2 separate regions of the Homo sapiens genome follow, and region 2 is linked to region 1. Evidence: chromatin contacts called from ENCODE Hi-C or POLR2A ChIA-PET data. All regions are on one chromosome and are shown on one strand. Each heading gives the region's core, a stretch centred on a gene start or an enhancer-like site at or near the end of the contact. The rest is flanking DNA. Distances are from core to core; before and after follow the strand shown. Region 1 overlaps SAMM50 (SAMM50 sorting and assembly machinery component). Region 2 overlaps PARVB (parvin beta).

Region 1 (2,553 bases), core at 37-2,536:
CACAGGGTCTTGGAGTCTGATGTTCAAAGGCTTCTGACGAACTTGGACTCTGAGGCTGGAGGCCAGGAAGCACCCAGCATGGGGTGCTTTAGGAAGGTCATGCCAACAGCACCCTTGGCGCCTTGCACCCCACCTCCCACCACACGCCAGGAGCCTCTCCACCTGGCTCTCACTTCCAACACCAGGTGCAGTTGTAGTCATGGGGACCTCAGCGGTGAACAAGGCAGATGAAGTCCTGAGCTCAAAGACCCTGGCATATACCCAAGGGGAAAAAGGTCAGCGGGGCTGGAAGGCAAAGGCGTGGGAGCTCAGGGCCTGGACCTCCCCACTCCCCCTTCTGTTCCTGTAGGACGCGGTTCTGCCCGGTGCCCGCCGACAGCGCACACCTGCACAGCTTTGCTCCTGCCTTTGTTAGCCAGGACCACTGTCCCTGCGTGTCTTCTGCAAGCACCTGGCTGTCTGTCCTCTAGGAAGATTCAGCTCAGGGACCTGCTCCAGGGGGCCCTCTCAGCACCCTCCCCAACAACCAAGATGATCCACTTTCTTGTCTTCCTGCTGCTAACTGTGAGCTGCTCTCCCAAGCGAGCCTGCCTGATTCAGCCCTGTGTCTCCAGAGACCGGACTCCTAAGACACAAACTGACAGAATGCTGTTAGATCCCAGAGACAGTGGTGCCACAAATCACTTGCGACATAACAGTAAGCAAACATCTCAAAACTGTTTCCTTCTTTGTGAATGTCTGAAGTCCTATTTACAGTGTGCCTGCCTCAGTTATGGGGGAAACCTGTGGATAATTTCTACACACACGATACCCCATCCTGCCAGCTACCAAATTTTAGAAATGAAGATTAAATCTGGCAACCTCACTCCAACTTCACGAAATTCCAATATTGATGACCAACCTCAAACAAGGCCTCACACTGAGCGAAAATGTCTTCCACACTCGGGGTGCCAGGCTGACCCCGTTCAGAGCTCACTGTCCATAATAAACATCTGAACAGCTGCCACCTGGCCTGGGGGCAGAGGCACTTCCTTATAGCCTGGTCTTTAAATGTCACGTGCTTAGGATGCTGCTTCCTCCCGGAATAAACCATATTTTGAAATTAATCTCTGAAACGTGTTTTTTAGATTTAACCTGAAGAGACGGAAGTAAAGCTGAAAGGTAAATGTAACCACTTCATATGAAAATTATTTCAGAAAGGGTCAATTCAACAGAGCTCCTAAAAGCCGCGTTGACTTCTCAGGGCACACTGACACCCAGTGGCTACAAAGAGCACTGCAATGGTGGTGATGGCAGCGTGGGCTGCCCAGACCCTCCCTGCCCGAGACGTGCACAGTGGCGGGTCCCAGAGCAGCAGGGACTGTGTCAGAGAGCGGTATCTAAAGCTTCCCTCGCTCCAACGCCCCTCCAGCCCCGGGCCTGCAGTCAACCACTCAAAACCACCCACTTAAGCTAGGTGTTGGTGCAGCAGCGTCACAGCGCCTCTGGGGCTACCTGCAAGGATTCAAATGAGAACCTGGCTGTTAGGCCAGGGAGCCCAACACTCCCAACTGCAGAGGGAATAAGGGCTTCATAGAAAGAAACTTGCAAAACCAGCCTGGTCTGCTGAAGACAGTAACGGCGTGGAGTTATCTGATGCAGTCTCGCTCTGGAAAAAGGTGCCCACTTTTTCACTTTATTATCTCCAAAATCAGGATGCATCATCCCATCTATGGCTTGTCACAAACTGTTAGCTGAGATGATGTGGAGGGGGAGGGGCAACACCTCCCACAGGAACCTGTTCCCTTGTGTGAGGGGCTGGCCACGCCGGGTGTATCAGCAGCAGAGCAGCCCAGGAAAAATAACCACTTCCCAACCCCAGGCCAGGCGGTGCGCCAAGGGCTCTGCATGCAGTAACTCACTGAGTTCTCCAAACTGCAACAGTCACCATCATGATCGTCCATCCTCTGGGCATGAAAATGGACACCCAGAGAGGTTTTGTGACTCACCCCGGGCCACACAGTCACACAGAGTGGCCAAGCTGGGCCCCAAGCCCGGGTAGCTGGGCCCCCAGGCACACATGCATGCAGCCTGCGTGACTACACCCTTTCCAGCTTGGGCTTTGTGTGGAGAACAGGAGAGGCGTGGAGGGGAATGGGAGCTGGCGGTTGTGGGAGCAGCCGCCGCCATCTCTGAAGGCCCTGTCATCAGTAGGGAGCCGCAGCAGCCTGGCAGCCCCTGCCGTGTCCCCAGACGCGGAGCAGATGCTGAAGGGCCTTCTGGCAAGAGTGTAAGGAGCAGATTCCGCTGAAGCAATAACCGTAAAGGACCTGAATGACAGACGCAGACTGCACCTGAGAGGCGATGCTCAGAAACACTTGCGAATGCGGCTCCCCTTTACAAAGCACCATCCCCTACATGCTGATGCGGAAGACGGAGAGAGTAAAAATGATACAGCATTTCCTTCAACTGGCACAAACTACAACCTATTTGAAACCGGGTTAAGCCTCCAACAGCACCACCATTTGGTGGCAACATAAAGGTAGACACAAAAATGAAGAGAAAAAACAGGCT
Region 2 (2,553 bases), core at 28-2,527, 66 kb before region 1:
ATCCTGCTTGTTTTCCCTTCTTGAGCAACATCAAACTATGAGACCTCTCCTTCGCCTGTGCCCAAAGAACCCGGGTGTATTCCACCTTTTGTCCAGATATTAATGCCGAATGTAGTTGGGTTACTAGATGACATTTACCCAGTTAAGTCCCATCAGGTATAACTCACCCTAAGCTCCGGTTGCCCCACTACCTGACCTGACACACCAGGATTTTTAGAACCTCAAAGCTCCCAGCTTCCACCATCTTTCCACCAGCAAGTTCTTCTGGCTCAATCTCCCTTTCTGCTGCTCAAACATTTAAAAGTTTCCTATTGAAAACGATTCCCTTGCCTCAGATCTTGGGACTAAAGATGGTCCTGTGACAATCAACCATGAAATTCTTTTCTTTTCTTTTTTTTAGAAAGAGTCTCTCTCTGTTGCCCAGGCTGGAGTGCAGTGGCAGAATCTCAGCTCACTGCAACCTCCACCTCCTGGGTTCAAGTGATTCTCCTGCCTCAGCCTCCCAAGTAGCTGGGATTACAGGTGGCTGCCACCACACCCAGCTAATTTTTTGTATTTTTAGTAGAGATGGCATTTTACCATGTTGGCCAGGCTGGTCTCAAACTCCTGACCTCAGGTGATCCACCTGCCTTGGCCTTCCAAAGTGCTAGGATGACAGACATGAGCCCCCACGCCTGGTCTCAGCCATGAAATTCTAATACAAAAGGCCACCTTACATTTCAGAGTGCCCTTTCCGCCTTCCCACAACATAGGAAAGAACATTTCTCCCGATAGCAAGCAGAGAAAGCATCGTGGTAGAGAAACTGCCACCTGGGTACCTCACATCCCCCTTCCATGATGCTGAGCAAACACGCCCCGCCAAAGACGACGAGTGCTGTTTAAAACCAAATGACAGCAGGCTTTGCAAGTGTTTAATAACACATCTTCTGTGCCTGTCAAACAAGCCAAGTGAGACTTTTTAAAGGAAAATGTGTACGGCATCTTTCTTTATTAAGCTGAGACAATCAACACCACGTACGTGACACCTGAATGTACACCCAACATTCACATTTTGTGGCAACAGGCATCTCTTCTCCCCTGTGAATGAGCTTGGGATACCATACCGGTGCCTTCTACTTCTCGAGGCTGATGGAGAGTAGCATTTATGCAAAAGGAGTACATCAGAAAAACTGCTCCTTACCTTATGGCTGACAAATGGAACAGGATGAAATGACTCAGCAGAAGTCAACCTAAAAGGGCTTGTCAGTGTGCAAGCTGTGGGCACTGTGCAAACACAAGCCTCACGGTGTTTTATTAATCCAAAGAGAAGAACAAGTCCTCCTCCCCTTTCCCATCAAGACCTAGAACAGTCTAATAACTAGCCACGGGGCTGGGCACAGAGGCTCATGTCTGTAATCCCAGCACTTTGGGAGGCTGAGGTGGGTGGATCACTTGATGCCAGGAGTTCGTGACCAGCCTGGCCAACATTGTGAAACCCCGTCTCTACTAAACATACAAAAATTAGCTGGGTGTGGTGGCGGATGTCTGTAATGCCCGCTATTCAGGAGGCTGAGGCAGAAGAATCGCTTAAATGTGAGAAGCAGAGGTTGTAGTGACCTGAGATCGTGCCACTGCACTCCAGCCTGGGCAACACAGCAAGACTCCCTCTCAGAAAAAAAAAAAAAAAAAAAAAAGCCACAGGGTGTGCAGAACTAAGAAGATACAATCAACTCTGCTTCTGTTTCCCCCCCCCATCACACCCTCATCTATGAAAGTAATAACAAGAAGGGTGACTGAGTGACCATAACTAGTGGGTTTTAGTCACTAACTGAGCACCAGGTACTGTGGGTTGAATGGTGTCTCATCCAAAATCCACGTCCGATGGGCGCAGAGGCTCATGCCTGTAATCCCAGCACTTTGGGAGGCTGAGGCAGGTGGATTGCCTGAGCTCAGGGGTTCAAGACCACCCTGCGCAACAGAGTGAAACCCCATTTTTACTAAAAATACAAAAATTAGCCAGGTGTGGTGGCAGGTGCCTGTAATCCCAGCTACTCAGGAGGCTGAGGCAGGAGAGTCGCTTGAACTCGGGAGGAGGAGGTTGCAGGGAGCCAAGATCGTGCCATTGCACTCCAGCCTGGGCTACAGAGTGAGACTCCATCTCAAAAAAAAAAAAAAAAAAAAAAATCCACGTCCACCTGGAATTGGACAACTGGAGAATGTGCCTTATTTGGAAACAGGGTCTTTGCAGATGTAATCAAGTTCGGATGAGGTCATACTGGACTGCGGTGGGCCCAGCTGGTGTCCACATGGGAGAGAGAAATTTGGATGCTGACATGCAGAGAGAAGACCATAGGAAGACACAGAGGGGCATGAAGGGGGACACCTGTGACAATGGAGGCTGACTGGAGTGACATGGCCACAAATCAAGATATGCCAGGACTGCCCACCGTCCCCAGAAGCCAAGAGAGTCAGGAAGGATCCCTCCCTGGAGACTTTAGATGGAGCAAGGCCCTGCTGACACCTTGATCTTGGACTTCTGGTCTTCAGAGCTGGGAGAGAATAAACTTCTGCTCT

What was found. A loop is a pair of places that touch in the nucleus more often than their neighbours do. ChIA-PET counts read pairs that join two places held with the same protein, here RNA polymerase II (POLR2A). Pooled maps may share reads with other maps.
Region 2: a loop to region 1 is called in a map of uterus, with 2.1 times the contacts of the local background. The contact joins two enhancer-like sites. A Hi-C loop is called at or near these places in 17 of 168 maps with a recorded cell type or tissue (B cell, GM11168, GM12878 and 13 more), 10 of 37 single-sample maps with no recorded cell type and 13 of 50 pooled maps. POLR2A ChIA-PET finds 5 or more read pairs at or near these places in 2 of 52 experiments (AG04449 and activated B cell).

Annotation. Positions count from the first base shown.
Region 1 is chr22:43,992,049-43,994,601 of GRCh38, reverse strand. All of the region lies in intron 14 of SAMM50 (SAMM50 sorting and assembly machinery component), which reads right to left. Among named protein-coding and RNA genes, the nearest start is that of PARVB, 31 kb to the left of the region's middle. Within about 2 kb of position 1,286, at least 2 of the 41 ENCODE cell types and tissues checked have a DNase peak (open chromatin) inside an H3K27ac peak, as active enhancers do.
Region 2 is chr22:44,058,160-44,060,712 of GRCh38, reverse strand. All of the region lies in intron 1 of PARVB (parvin beta), which reads right to left. Among named protein-coding and RNA genes, the nearest start is that of PARVB, 35 kb to the right of the region's middle. Within about 2 kb of position 1,277, at least 4 of the 41 ENCODE cell types and tissues checked have a DNase peak (open chromatin) inside an H3K27ac peak, as active enhancers do.